2 separate regions of the Homo sapiens genome follow, and region 2 is linked to region 1. A link is a contact called in ENCODE POLR2A ChIA-PET data. All regions are on one chromosome and are shown on one strand. The core of a region is the stretch at or near the end of the contact, and the rest is flanking DNA. Distances in the headings are between cores, read along the strand shown.

Region 1 (7,743 bases), core at 4,021-6,520:
CCGAGCAATCTACCCGCCTTGGCCTCCCAAAGTGCTGGGACTGTAGATGTGAGCCACGGAGCCCAGCCCGTTTCTGTTTTCCTAGGGTTCACATAGCCCAGAGAGACCCAGGACCCCGTAAGAAACTGCTGACAGCTGGATTTGCCTGGACATATTCACATGACACCAAGCAACCACGAGTGCATCTAGTGTGACTGTCCTCCATGTCCCCTCCAACCCCCTCCCCTGGGTCTGGAGTTGACCCTTACATCCTGCCCACTTTTAGGCCACCTTGGGTGAAAGGATACCAGAAACCAGAGGTGCCTTCTTCCTCTTGCTGGGCGGCAGGGAGTCCCAAGACCTGGAGCTGCCTCTGGCGTGCAGTTTGTCATCCCACCATTCTGCCCCGAGACCCAGAGTTAGAATTGGGGTGCTGGCCCACAGGATACTCCCTTTTCTGTAGCCTCTGCCTCCACCATGGGCCGGCCTGGCCTCATCTCCCCTGTCCCATCACCACCCTGGGCTTGGGGTAGAAGCCCCTTAGGGCTGTTCAGGTCCTGCCTGCACAGCTGCACAACCCTGGGAAGAGGTCACTGCACTTCTGTGAGCCTCATCTGTTTAGTGGAGAGTGGGATGACGACAATTCCTGCCACCCCAGGACTCCACGTGAACACAGGTACTATGAACATGGAGGGGACTAGAGCTATTGCATGTGACTGCATGTCACACTGATACCTGTTTTGGAAAGAGCAGGGGCAGAAGAGGCAGGGAGACCCACTCTGCTTGAGCCCCCATTATGTGCCAGGCCCTTTCCAGGCCTGGTCTCCTTCAGCCCTCACACTGACCCCAACAGGCAGGTCCTCTGGCTGTCCCCTTGACTTCAGGACATCTGAAGCCCAAAGAGGGGTGGGCGTGGACTGAGCGGGGCCCAGTTCCGGGGTGCCCAGGCTCTCGCGCTTACCAGAGCTGAGGTCCAGGCTCTGGCGGTCCTCCTCCAGCCTCTGGATCCGCTCCTGCAGCTCCCCCTGCAGCGTGTCATAGAGCAGCAGCTTCTCACTCTGGAAGAGGGGGCAATAGCTCAGCAGGACGGATGGGGTGAGGCCACTTCAGGCTTTGTGCCCTGCCTCACCCCCAGTGTGCCCAATCAGGCCCACCTCCAGGTGCTGTTTGGCTCCCTGCAGCTCACATTCGTACTTATTCCTGATCACATCCAGACAGAAGCCCTTGTAGATCCCTGCAGAGAAAGGGAGGAGGGTCCCTGCTTGGCTGGGGAGCCCGGTGCCCACATAGGAGGGCTGAGAGCAAAGGGCAAGGCCGGGCAGGAACGAGAGAGGAAGGGGACAGGGTGCCACGGGTTCTGGGAGGGGAAGAGGGTACAGAACCACCCACAGACCTGCCACCTGAATGCGAATCTTGAGGCTCCGCTGCAGCCCCCCAAGGGGCTCCGTGTATTCAGGGGCTCTCTCAGCCCCCACTTCCTCCAGCCGCAACCGCAGCTGACTCAGTCGTTCCCTGAACAACCTGCGTGGTAAAAAGGCAGCCGTGCACCCATTTGCTCACCCATCGCTCTTGGGCAAACACATACCCAGCACCCATTCCACAGCAAGCCCGGTGTTAGGCGCGCACTTCCTGGGCACCAACCACGCCTGCCCAGTACCAGGCCCACCACCTCCTCATCCCAGATCCTCGCAGACCCAGCCCAAGGTGTCCCCACGCTCACTTCTCCTTTAGCTCCGAGAACTGCTTCTCTAGGTCCAGCATCTCACTGACACACTCGCTGCGGCGTCGCTCATAGTCCTCATCATCCATCTCTGGGACAAGAGGCCAGTAAGGGCTAGCTCTGGGGAGGAGTGGTGGGTACCCGCATGTGTGCATGTGCGTCCTGCATGTGTGTGTGTGCATGCATGCCTGTGTGTAGGGCCTGTGTGTGTGTGCGCGTACATGCTTGTGTGAAGGGGCTGTGTGTGTGCGTGTGTGCTTGTGTGTAGGGGCTGTGTGTGCATATGCGTGCGTGCTTGTGTGAAGGGGCTGTGTGCACGTGTACTTGTGTGAAGGGGCTGTGTGTGTGCATACGTGCTTGTGTGTAGGGGCTGTGTGTGCGTGCTTGTGTGTAGGGGCTGTGTGTGCGTGTGTGCGCTTGTGTGCAGGGTCTGTGTATGTGCTTGTGTGTAGGCGCTGTATGTGCATGTGCGTGCATGCTTGTGTGTAGGGGCTGTGTGTGTGCATGTGTGTGTGTAGGGGCTCTGTGTGTGTGTGTGTGTGTCTGTGTGTGTAGGGGCTCACCGGAGCTCTCCTCTTCTGACTCTGTCTGGCTGCCGCTCCGCTCCTCCTCACTCTCTTCCTCCTCCCCATTCATCTCAGCAGCAGAATCACCCTCTGCTTCCATCTCTTCTGTGTCTTTGCTTGGAGGCTGGACAGGCATCTGGACTCTGGGAGAAGGAATGGAGCTATCACTTATGGCTGCCCACAGCTCAGAGGGGGAAAGAGGCAGCAGGATGCTGAACACAACTCGATCCCAGATGGGGAAAGCCAGGGAAGTAACTGGCCTGGCCACACCTTGAGCACAAACTGGGTGACAAGGGTGCAAATGGCCATCTGCACCTCTCACAGAAGGCTGGGAGCTGTGGAACTGCTCCTGCTCTTGGATGTCACTGGTGATCCTAATCCTAGCAATACTGGCCAAGGCTGTGATCCACAGAAAGGAAAGGCCCAGGGGGCACTCTCCACTGCCTTTGCAACTGGACCTAAATTTCTTTTCTTCTTATTATTTTTTGAGACAGAGTCTCGCTCTGTTGACAAGCTGGAGTGCAGTGGCACGATCTCAGCTCACTGCAACCTCCTCCTCCTGGGTTCAAGCGATTCTCCTGCCTCAGCCTCCTGAGTAGTGAGATTACAGGCGCCCGCACCACACCCAAACTGGACCTAAATTTCTAACTGGGGCTTTCAAGGTCTTTCCCAGACTGGACTTGACCTACCGGTCCAGCTCCTTCATCCCAACATATAATGGCTAGTGCTTGCACTTCCACTATCCACCCTCTGCCTCAGCTGTTCCTTCTGCCTATAATGTCCTCGGCTTCTCTTCCAGATAATGTTACAATCTCCTTGTCTTTCATTGTGCTCTGGGTCAAATCCCATCTCCTTCTGCTTCCTCTTGGACCGCAGGTCATCAGTGCTCCCCTCTCTTTTCTGTGTCTTCAGCTTCTAACTCTTAGCAACCTCCTTCCCATGAAACTTTGGATGTGCTTGGGTACTTCCTAGCATTAACAAAACACAGAAACACAAAACCTCACCCATTCCACCTAACTGCTCCATTTGCCACTTCACAGTTACACTTTTCAAGGTCTCATGAACACTGGCTGTTCCTACTTTCACCTCCCACTTGTTCGATGTCCTCAATCTCAGCTGAAACTGATCCCGTAGCATTAACCAATGACTTCCTTGTGGCTAATGCCAATATTTTTCAGTGCTTATTTTAATTGTCTGCTCGGCAACATCCAACACTGGTAAGCATTCCTTCTTTTACTGACTCATCTAACATGTATTGAACATCTAACATATGCTAGGTACCGTCAGACGCTATGGTATGCAGGCGCCCAAGTGTGAATGTCTTTGACCTCACGGAGTTTACAAGTTCCTGGGAGACAGGGGCAAAGGAGCACACTATAACCATGATAGGAGGAGAGTTAAGACCAGGGGCATAAGGGAGGGGTATATAACCAGGACCTGGAGCCCGATGCAGCAGGGAGGCTTCCAGACAAAGATGGACCAGCTGGGTGAGCTGCACTTATTGAGGGAACATTCCAGGTAGAGTCAGTAGCAAAGACCCAGAAATAAGAGAAGGAAAGCAGCTGGGGGAACATGGGTCTAAGTCTCAGTGAGAAATCTGAGCTGCAGGGATTTGGTCGTCAGCATACAGCAAGTTCTTCATGCCACAGGAGAAGGTGCAACCAGCAAGGCACAATGTGTGCGATCAGAAGACGCCCAGGGTCACCAAAGGGGCAGATGAGGAGACCCCTACAAAGGAGGAGGCAAAACCCGAAGTGGTGGAGAAAGAGTTTTAGAAGAAAGCCAAGTACTGCCAAGGAGTAATTGCACTGATAGTGCCAAGTACTGCCAAGAGATCACCTAAGAAGAAGAAAACAGTCCTCTCAGCAGATAATCTCTCAACCTCCTGCAGGCTTCTATTTTATTGTGTTCTTCCAACTTCTCTGGACACTGCTTTGTAGTCCTTTAGAACAGTGCAGACACCACTCCCTCCAGGAAGCTTTGTTTATATCTATTTGCCTGTTCTCATATCTGTCCCCGCAATCAGTCTATGAGCCTCACTAGGGCAGGGGCTGCACATGTAACTTATTTACCTAGCACAGTGCTGGTTCACTTGATGACTGGAGGATTTGCAAATACAAATTTAACAAAAAAATTTTTTGTGAGACAGACATTAGTTTTTACTTTTCGGTAGTCCCAGGTCCCTGTAATGGTAGCAAGCTTTCCTTGACACCAGTTCAAGTTGTGTATAGTAAGCCTGGCCTAGGTGAGTGTTTAGTCATATTCCTCAACAATTTCACTAATGACCTGCACCTGACTTGAAAGGCTCGGTTCTCTAAACCAGCTTCATCTTCCCGTTATCAAGCCTCAGTTCCCAACATTTGCAATGCCTCTTCACTGTTAGTATATTCACTTTGTAAGATGCAGCTTAAGTCTATCTCTTCCAGAAGCCTTTCTTTCCTCCCCCTGGTTCTGATTATGAGTGAGTTAAGTCACAACCTTCCCACCTTACCCCGGGTGCAAAAAGCGGATAACCATTCCTGCTCTGAGTGTTGAGGAGCTCACAGGTGGTAAGGGATGGAAAAGCACACTGTAAAGCGCTGTACACAGGCAATTTATCTTTTCAGAATGGCAGCTCCTCCGGGGCAGGCCCCTAGGGAAGGCAGACCCTCCCCACTCTCGCAGAGGTCAATCCAGCTTCTCCGCAGCGCCCAGGGGGCCTCCCGCTCCCTTCTAGATGCGCCGGAGCGGGCCGGAATATCACTGGCTCGCCCGCAGCCCAGCACGCGTCAGGCCGGTTAAATCTCTGCTTCGGCCTCGGAGGAGGAGGTTGTGCCGGCCCTGCTCGACTAACCGGAGAGGGCGAACCAAAAGCCATGCATGACGATACGCACCGCGGGGACTGGAGCCTCTGGCCTCACGACGGAGATTCCCTGAGAGCTGCCCGTGGTTGCCGGTACCGGCTGCTGCCGCCGGACTCCCGTAGGCGCTGCGCGGCTCCCTTTTCTTCGGGAGGCAGAGCCTATCGGTGCTTCCGTGTGCGTCATCAGGAGGCGACCGTCGGGGATGCTCACAGTTGGACAGTTTGGTCCCGAGGCATGCTGGGATACCGCGGGCCGGTCTCCATAGTAACTGGCCGACATTCGCGCAGGCCTTCGGCCTGCAGGGAAGGCCCTGATGGTTCAGTGCTTTGCAGACGGTGCCCTTCGTCCGCGGCCATCTCCCCACGGCGTGCAAGGGGAGAAGCCGGCCCCGATCCCCCCACCCCCAGCTCAGGAGAGTAACGGAGCCAGCTGTGGGTGTGAACACGCATTTATTTACACATTGTCATCGGTAGGCACATACCCAGCCCAGCCCGTTGAAGGGACAGATCTCAGGCTGTCACCCATGGAACCTGCAGACCCTTCCCTCCTCCAGAACCCTTGAAGGCGAAGCCCTGAGAGAACCAGGAATTTTAGGCTTCTGTTCAAGAGCTAAGAACTAAATTTTATGCCTTCATCTGATTTCTTTCCAAAAAGTCCATTTCATTAAGTATTCAGACTTCTTAGCTCCATCCCATTCATACTTTTTGCTCTCCTACTACCCACCCAAGATTGTTAATAATAACAATAATAATAACAACAATAATACTGCGATAATATTAATACTTCACATTTGTACGAAGCTTACAGAATGTTTTCACATATAGCATCTCATCTGAGCCTCCCAACAGTTCCGTGAGGTAGGTATTCTCACCTCCCTTTTTACAGACAGGGTAACCGAGGCTCAGAGAGGTAACGGGATTTACTCAAGGCCACACAGCTAGTTAGTGGTAAAGCTAGGAATCGATCCCAGCACCCCATATCCAAGTCCAGTGTTTCAACACCACAGCTACCTCTGTAAAGTGGAGCGACATTTCTTACCCCAGTCAGGCCTAAATGGTGGCCTGAGGAGCCAAGAGGCTGACTTCTCAGATTAGGGGAGGGAAGGGCTCAGCAGCGTCGGGGAGAGTTGGGGTACTTGGCCTTCAACTCCTGTTTGAACTGGCGATATAGGATCTTATTGTGCTGATTTTCAGCCTCCTTTTGGGGATGGAACTTCAACGCTTCTTTGAAGCCCTTATGAACCAAGAAACCTTCGTTCAGGACCTCAAAATCAAACCCCGCCACATGCAGCTCGCAGGCCTGCAGGAGGAAAGACAGGTTAGCAAAGTTTGATGACATTGACAGGCCTGAGACTGACTTCCCTAAAGCCACAGTCCAGCGTCCTCACCCCTCTGGAAGTATCCTGGATCTTCCACACCATCCACCCACCTCCTGAACTATGATCCCTCCTGCTTCATTGCCTCCTTTCCATCCAGGGCCACTCCTCATAACTCCCTGATCCCACCACCCCTCCTGCCCCATTACCCCTGCCCTCTCCCTTATGAGCACCTGGCTGATTCGGTTGAAGCCGTACTGCCGAAAGCGCTCGTCGAAGGTGGGCACCTTGCCTCCTGCCACGTAGAATGGCTCCCAGGGGTCCTGCCAAGGTACCACGTAGGCGGGCCGCAGCAAGCTCTCTTCCGGCAGGTTGACCCAGCGGGAATAGTTGGTGGGTGCCTGGCAGGGGGTGCACAACCCATAATAGAAGGGCCGCACCTCGCCAACCTGGTAGAGCTGCACCAGCTCGTTTTTGTTCATGGGCATGCGGCGGGCTCTTCGGATTTCGAAGGCAGGCACCACCAGCGCGGTGCCTCCCCACTGGTTGCTCTGATCCAGCATTTCCCGCAGGCCTCTCCACAGCCCCTCGCTGGGCACCATGTCCACATCGATCACCAGGGCATAGTTGGCCCCCTCACGAGCCAGATTCCTCAGCAGGTTATTGGGGTAGGAGACATTGGTGCCCAGCGCATAATTAATCCCGGGCTGGGCCACCCTGGCTAGCTTGTCAAAGACCTCCTGGCAGGACCGCAGCAGGGCAAACTCCCCCGGCTCCCGGGGGTCGGGCACGGCTGCCTCGTAACGCGAGGGGCACACGAGGTGCATGGCGACCCTGGCGCGCATGTCGGGGCAGTGGCTGCTCAGCGCGTAGGCCAGCACCGTGGCCAGCTGCGCCTCCTCCTTGGTGGCCGCGAACACCGACACGGACAGCGGGCCCTCCCAGCGCTCCAGCAGACCCGACAGGTGCAGCAGGTTGTCCACGCTGGCGTGCGTGGCCAGGATCACATCGTTGGGGTCCATGGTGGTCTTCAGCAGGCCCCTGTAGACGCGGTAATCGCCGCTAGCGTCCAGGACGCCTCCAGAGGCCAGCGCGGTGCGGAGCTGCGCCTTGACCTGGTCCACGGACCGTGGGGACGGGGGAAAGAACTCAAAATATTGGTCTTGCTCCTCCTGCCCGTGCAGTCCGGACAGCAGCGACAGGTAGAGCAGCTGCAGCATCGCCACCAGCATGAGCGCGGCCAGCAGCAGCTGGTAGAAGGCGCACCGGATGGCGTAGGACATCTGCATGGCTCTCGGGGCTCGGGGCGCGCAGCAACGA
Region 2 (7,743 bases), core at 3,457-5,956, 380 kb after region 1:
CTGTTGAGGTTTGCAAACCCTGCCTCATATTTTTGTACTCCACAAAGAGCAGAAACTCAAAGAAGCTAACCATCTGACCCTGTCTCCAAACCACAGTAGCTCTGAGGCCCCTGTAAGCTGCACAGAACCTAAACATGGACTGCTTAGGCTTATCTTTGGGGATCCAACTTGGTCCTCCCAAGGGGAGGGGCAGACAACCCTGGCCTTCAAGCAGGTCAGGTTCAGCTTCATGGAACCAGTTAATGATGGAAGCCAGAAAGGTTCTGCCTTTGTGTGTCCATGGGCACACACCTCCCTACCTACCCGAGTCTCACCACCCATCACTTCTCTCTTCTCCATACCTCCTTCCTTTCCAGAACCAGAGACTGCCAAGACCACAGCCCTGGTGGTAGGAAGTAGGGCTCAGGAGAAATGCAGAATTGGGGGTTTTGTTAAAGTTACAAAGGGGCCCAACTGGGAGCCAGACCCTCCAGGGAAGTCCAACTGTTAGAATGTCTCTGCGGATTCCTACCATTACCAGGAGAAAGTATGGAGCTAGAACCTCCTCTTCCCCCAAATAAAACCTCAGCCACTTAAATGCTCCTCTCTCCAAATTGAATTTGAAGCATGCATGCTGTGTGTTCTGAGTTTCCAGAAATGCTGTGATATGGATCAGGAACCAAGCTGGCACTGGTGTCCTTAGATCACAGACCCCCACAGGGCCACCATGTTGCAACTCCACAGCCTTCCATGTGAATGGTGCTCTCTGGCATTGTTCAGCATGTGGCTCTGAGGCTCTGCTACCTTTGTGTCTCTAGGTCTTGGTTTCCAAGCATTCTGGCTCTGTAGCTCCCTGGCCTTTTGGACAATATGCTGTGTTCTCAGCTTGTGTCCCCTGCTGCCATCTCTAGATTCCCACTGATTTCTATTTGCTTTTCTCCTACACATATCCAGCGCTGGTTTCTTGCCACTGAGTAGATCATTCCTCACCTATGACCAGGGTCTCCATGCTCACATTTCCTCAGTCGGCCAGCAGCCCCCCAGCTTCATGACCCCCTGTCATGAGGAAGCTGGAGAATCCTCAATCGTCCTCTCTTCCACAGATTCCTGAAGTCTGGCAATAGGGTGGTGCAGTAGCTAATCCAGATTACAGTCTCATCATACCTTATTCTTAGCAATTGACCTCAAGGCCAGGCCCAAGTAGCTTACACTGTTAGTGCTAGAAGAATGCCAACCCCCGCCGGCTGCAGGCTTGGGGTCCTGCTGGAATGTACTCCAGGCGCTGCTGGAGGCAGACTAGGCTCACCGTGCCGATCCTCCAGGGCAGTTTTCCTCTCTTTCAGCTGACATGTTAAGCTAGAAATCCTATACCCTGGGCTACAGGCTGCCTTGTATCCTAATTCTTCCTCTCACCACATCCTGCTCCTGATGAATTATTTCCCTCCCTCAGAGTTGATCATTCCCTCCTCTGTGCTTCCAGGGCACTTCGGCATGCAGCTAGTATTGTACTTATCACATCGCATTACGGTTAGTTGTTTACGTGTCTCTCTGCCCGCTCCACATTTAACTCATTGAGGACAAGGGCTGTCTTACTCGTTTTGGTGTTTTTCCAGACTCAGTACAACAGATATTCAATAAAGAGATATTGAATGACTTGACTATAATTCATTTTTTTTGGCCATGGAATTAATGTCTTTCTTAGGACTAGAGAGAAGCTCAAGGAAAGAATGAACACGGGATTGGAGAAGACCTGCTCCTGGGCTGGAATACTTTCAGGGTTGAGCTCAACAGCTCAGGTCTGGGGATTCTCAAACTTCCATGAATCACAACAACCTGGAGGACTGTTAAATCACAGGTCACCCCCCCATCCCCCAGTTTACGATTCAGTACTTCTGGGGTGGTACCTGGGAATGTGCATTTCTAACCTGTTCCCGGGTGACACTGAAGCTAATGGTCTGGGGACCACACTTTGAGGGCCACCCTTGTCCAAAGATGAGAAGCAGCTGGAATTGGTTAGAGGAGCCATGAGTGTTGAGAAGACACAAAGTTTCAGGGGTGAGTGTGACCCAGGGTTAGCTTCTAGGTCTGCTCAGGCCCTACCCCACACTAAACTCAAATATCACTTCCCCTCAGGAGCTCAGGCGATGGGAGAGGAAGATGAAGATGGAGTAGGTACCACAGGTAATGAAAGAAACAGCACAGCGAACCGCAGATATGCGGGAGGAGAACGGCAGAGCTAGAGAAGTCACGGGAAGGCAGAGTTGAACAAATGACAGTGAGATGAATAATAGATTAGAAGAAATGGGGACTTTGGCAAAGTTCAAATCTTATTTGCTTCTAAGTATAAATGGGTGGACTGGCAGAGAGATAAAACGAAAAAGAAGTCACAAATCAGCTCAGGGCCTCCAGGAAGGCAAGAGAAAGATGGGCCCAGGGCAGAAGGAAGGAACAGCAAAACCCCGACCCACCTCTCAGACTGTGTTCCTGATCAATTCCCTCGGAGGAAGTTAGGAACTGGGCTGAAGAGGGGGACTGAAATTTTATTTTCTCTTCTAGAATCCTCCAGTTATGGCAGATTTATTCAAATATTCAGATTCTTCACTCCCTTGCTATCTCCCTTCCCCAACCCGGGGTCACATCAATTTCTCTAAGGGAAGAATGTAAACTCCATCCTATCTTCTCCTCGGCCAATCCTTTGCCTTTCTGAATAAGCCAAGAGGTTGCCCCACACCTCAAGCTAAGACACATATTTGGAACTCACTCTGCCCCTCTTCACCTTCAAGGAAAACTGGTTTGTTGCTACCTCTGCCCATACCTGAAACCCCCGGGCTCTCCAGCGTTGGAACTGTGGCTGCTCCGAGAGGGGGAGGGCAGACGACATGTAGCAGGTTAAGACCGGGGCAAACCTGCACCTCACACAAGCATGCAATGTCCTGGGGTCAATGGGGTAAAGTTCCAAGCGAGTGGAAGGTAAATCACGACTGTGGCACCGGAGCCGGAACACCCCCGCGAGCAGGCCTTGCTGGGTAGTTCCGTGCGGGGCGGACCGCACAGCCCTATCAGCTTCCTGGCCACAGAAACGCCGCACGCGGCCGCTTCCCCGCCGCCCGAAGCGTCTGCTTTCTCCCCGGGCCAGTTCCGGCCACCACAGCCAACCGCGTGCCCCTCTCCCACACACTGTGGGGGAACAGAAGGGAGCGCGTGGAGCCAGCTGCCAAAGAGGCGAGGAGGAGCCCACGCGGCTCCGGGGAGGAGGGAGCCCGGCTCCCGCAGTCCGCCGGGCAGAGGCGGCCGAGCGCGCCCCCAGCACCTGGCCCGGCGCCGGCCCGTCCGCCCCGCAGCCCCGGCGACGCGAGGGGCCGGCGCTGTCAGACCCGCTCCCAGCCTCGCCGCGAACGTGTCCGTCAGCCCTAACTGTTCCAGACTCTTCTCCCGGCTCCAGAGAGGCCCGAGTCCCCCCCCCTCGGCCTTGGCCCCCACCGCCCTCATCCCGGTACCTGTGTGGCTGGCACGGGACCCTCTCCGTCCCGTCCCCGCCTGCTCCCGCCCCGGCTCACCCCGGCCGCCGGGACCCGACCCCGACCCCGACCCCGACCCCGCCGACCGCACGCGGCCGGACAAAGCGCGCCGCCCCGCGGGCCGGGACAAAGCGGGCGGGGCGCCGGCACCTACCTCGGCGCGGAGCCGCGGCCGGGCGGGCGGGGGCGCGGCGGGCGGGGGCGCACCGGTAGTTGCCGCGCCTGCAGCCCGGCCGCGACGGGCGGTTGCAGGCAGCGGCCGGGCGCACGGCGGGCGGCGGGCGGGCGCTGTCACGGGGCGCAGGCGGCGCGGGGGGCGCGCGGGGCGGGCGGCGGCGGGGCGCGTGGCGGCGGCGCGCGGGCGCGAGCGGCGGGACTGCGGCGCCGCGGAAGGAGGACAATAGCCTCCCCCTGCCGCAGGCCGCCGGCTCCCGCGGGAGGCCCGGGACCATCTGGAGCCGGCGGCCCCGCGGGGCTCTGGGCGGGGCCCGAGTCGCCCCTTCCCCGCCCAGCGCCATGGCAACCGAGGCCCCTCTCGGTGCTCCCCGCCGCTCCCCGCCCGGGGTAGTTGACCTGCCTCGGGGCGAACGCGGCAGCAGCTCCGAGGCCGGCTGCCGACCCCCAGCCACCTTCCGTGCGGGGTCCCCCCAAAACCCCGCCTTCCCGTCCTCGCTGGTCCCTGGGTCCCCCACCACAGCTTACAGGTCTTGATCTCCCCGGTTCGGACACCTCACCTTTGTCCCTATTCTGCTTTTCCTCCAAAATCCGTATCCCCGAGACACGCGATCCTTCCTCTAATGACACTGCCGACGAGGTTTCCCGAGATCCAGCCTCCGTTCCCCTTTCCTCTCCGGGCACCTCCAGTCCGTCTCCGCTAAGCATTCCTCTCACCCGTCCCCTCGCTCTCGCGTCCTCCTTCAGGCAGCTGGGCCGGCTCTCCCTCCCAGAACATCTCCATGGCACAGTGAAGATTCGTCTTCTACAGATCAGATGCTCCAAACAGGCATCTCAGCGCTTCTCAGCTCCTCTCATTTATCAACCAGGAGAATTCCGGCCTAGTCACCGTCTTGAGGGGGGTGGGGGTGGGGGCAGACATTTCTAGGCCTGACACGGCTGGGTTTCTCCTTGGTTTGTTAGCGTCTGAGTGGTCTAAGGTCCAAGGTCCTTAACCAAGGTGAACTGCTGCCTGCTTAGGAGAGGAAGGAATTATGCCCAAATCATGACAAACTCACAGAGTGCCAGGTGGGTGCTAAAAGCGCATCATCTCATGTGACACTCCCACCCCCACTCCAGCTCTGAGAAGTAGGTGCTGTTCTTCCAGATTAGAGAACTCAGCTCAGAGATGAGCCAGTGGTAACAGGGTGAGCTTTGTACAGAGCCGTTAGGTTATGTACTGCCCCTGAAGATGAGGGCCCGTTTCTATCCAGGGAATGCCTGAAATGGTCAAGTAAGGGCACTCAAAGAATGGGCTTTGAGTGAATTATTGGATTTAAGGTTTTATAATAGATTTATGGGTAATTTAGGATTTTGCTCCTTTCTGAAAAGGTATGCATACTGAAACAAATATGTGCAATTGAAGTACTTTCCAGATATGGTTTTGACAACCCTAACTAGTGGTGTCATCTACCTCGCCTTGGTTTTCCTAGTCTATAAAATGGGTTGGGAGGAGGGTTGGGGAGTTCCATTGAAAGATTACTTTGAAGTTCTCTCCTAGCTCTGATATCTGTGCTTCTACCACGAAACTGGAACTGGCTCTCTGGTGTGTACCTCACAGTTAGCTGCATTTGAGGCTATTTATTATTATTATTATTTTGAGACGGAGTCGTGCTCTGTCACCCAGGCTGGAGTACAGTGGCTTGATCTCGGCTCACTGCAACCTCCTCTTCCCGGGTTCAAGCAATTTTCCTGCCTCAGCCTCCCGAGTAGCTGGGATTACAGGTGCATGCCACCATGCCCGACTAATTTTTGTATCTTTAGTAGAGTCAGAGTTTTGCCATGTTGGCCAGGCTGTTCTTGAACTCCTGACCTCAGGTGATCTGCCTGCCTCAGCCTCCCAAAGTGCTGGGATTACAGACGTGAGCTGCCGTGCCAGGCCTGAGGCTATTTATTATTTTTAATAGCCACTCTTTCAGGCAATGGCATTAAAGAAACAAGGGCATAAACTGCAACTCTTCCCAGAGGTAGGATTATGTGTTGGTTGGTTCGGGGGAAGGAGGCACCAACCTGTGCATGACGGTCATCAGGGACACTTGGTCAGGGACATTAAAGCTGATGGGATGAGAATCAGCTGCCCATGGCCAGGCGCAGTGGCTCACCCTTGTAATCCCAGCACTTTGGGAGGCCGAGGCAGGTGGATCGCGAGGTCAGGAGTTCAAGACCAGCCTGGCCAACATGGTGAAACCCCTTCTCTACTAAAAATACACAAATTAGCCAGGCGTGGTGGTGGGCATGAAATCCCAGCTACTCAGGAGGCTGAGGCAGGAGAATCGCTTGAACCCGGGAGGCAGAGGTTGCAGTGAGCTGAGATTGTGCCACTGCACTTCAGCCTGGGCAACAAGAACGAGACTCCATCTCCAAAAAAAAAAAAAAAAATTAGAGAATCAGCTGCCCTGCCAAAGGAACTGGAACCACCAAGCTGCTGCTGCTGTACTGGTTACGGGAACTAAGGGTCTCAATGACAGCCTATAATATCGTGACCCAATTAGAAGTCAAGGGTATTAAGTCTTATGATTAGCAAAATAATATCTTTTATAATTTCCTATTTTCAGCATTTCATAATCCTTCAAGAAGCCTTGTAAGATAAACATTCTCATTCTTATTCTATTGATGAACAGACTGATGTTCAGACACCTAAGTGAATGTACAAGTTCACAGAATTAGTTCATGGTAGAAACTCCAGGTCTTCTGAATCCTAATATGTTCTTTCCTCTCTGCTAGACAGGGAGTATAGCAGAATGGTTAAAAGCATTGATTTTGGAGTCAGACTCCTTGGGTTTAAAACATAGTTCTGCCACCCACTGACTATGTGACCTTGGGCAAGTTACCTCCCTAGGATTCAGTTTCCTTACATGTAAAATGGCACCATAATGTGGGGAACATCAAATGAATTATTGCAGGTAAATGAATTATATGCAGCACATAGTAAGCACTTAATCAGTATCAGCCGTTATGATTTTACCGTATTATTTCCCATACTGTTTCCCGATTTGGAGAGGAAGCACATTGAATAAAGAGAACACTGAGATCACCTATCTCAGCTCTGTGACTGGGTTGCTTTGGAAACTTGTTATTTTGCTCTGTAGTGAACCAGTACAGTCAATGATGAAGAAAATATCTGGTTCCTTCTTATTTGAGTTGCAAAAGCGAATGGAATGATATCCACCAAGTTTGTTGAGCTTCTCAGTGAATCCACATTTGCTGCTTACATTACCAAGATTCATGGAAAGGTTTTGGCTCTGCCCACCAAACATACATACATAGCCGAATTCTCAGTTCTTGTTTCAATACCAGGGAAGAGGTGTCCCTCTTTTCACCTAAGATGGATTCTTCTGGCTCCTATGCTAAGTCTCATCCCCTTCTGCAGCCTCACGGCCCTCACTGCTGTCTCTCAGCTGGTTCCTTCCCATCAGCATTTAAACATGCTCAAGCATTTGCCAGCTTAAAAAATAATCAAGAAGCCCCGACTTCCCTCCATGCATTCCCCTTGCTCTTTATGTTCACAGTCTTCCTGAGTCATTTGCACTCATTGGCTTCACTTCCTCGCCCCTGCTCAATCAAATATTTATGCAAAAACTATATGGCTAATTATATACCAGGCACTGTGCTGGGATCTGGGGATATAATGATGAGTAAAATGGATACTGTCTGTTTTCTCTTGGAAGAGCCTGTGGTGGGATTGACAGACATTAATAAAATAACCCATCAGATATATAACCACAAAGTATAATGAGTGTTATGAATGAAAAGTTCAGGATGTTAAGAGAGAACTGAACAGAGTCATAACCTCAGATCACCTGAGCTGAGATCTGAAATATGAGAAGCATTAACCAGACAGAGTGGGGAATAATAATAGCTGTTACTAACATTAACGTGGAACTGTATTTCTAATACTTTACACATAACATTTCATTTAATCCTTTATAACAACTCCAAGAGGTAAGTATTAACCCCATTTCACAGATGAGGAAATGGAGACATTGAGAGATTAAGTACCTTACTCAGGGTCATCAAACCAGGCAAGGGTAGA

What was found. ChIA-PET counts read pairs that join two places held with the same protein, here RNA polymerase II (POLR2A).
Region 2: POLR2A ChIA-PET joins it to region 1 with 11 read pairs in IMR-90. The contact joins the promoter of SPTBN2 here to the promoter of BRMS1 in region 1. POLR2A ChIA-PET finds 5 or more read pairs at or near these places in 2 of 52 experiments (H1 and IMR-90).

The regions. Positions count from the first base shown.
Region 1 is chr11:66,339,834-66,347,576 of GRCh38, forward strand. It overlaps BRMS1 (BRMS1 transcriptional repressor and anoikis regulator), which reads right to left and starts at 5,271. Exons shown (of 10, transcript NM_015399.4): 1 at 5,139-5,271; 2 at 2,263-2,408; 3 at 1,700-1,790; 4 at 1,373-1,500; 5 at 1,134-1,213; 6 at 941-1,037; 7 at 288-380. The coding sequence starts at 2,401. B4GAT1 (beta-1,4-glucuronyltransferase 1) reads right to left here. Exons shown (of 2, transcript NM_006876.3): 1 at 6,657-7,743; 2 at 5,541-6,407. The coding sequence starts at 7,712. The coding sequence ends at 6,216. RefSeq lists enhancers at 5,011-5,561, 5,017-5,446.
Region 2 is chr11:66,724,510-66,732,252 of GRCh38, forward strand. It overlaps SPTBN2 (spectrin beta, non-erythrocytic 2), which reads right to left and starts at 4,707. Exons shown (of 38, transcript NM_006946.4): 1 at 4,232-4,707.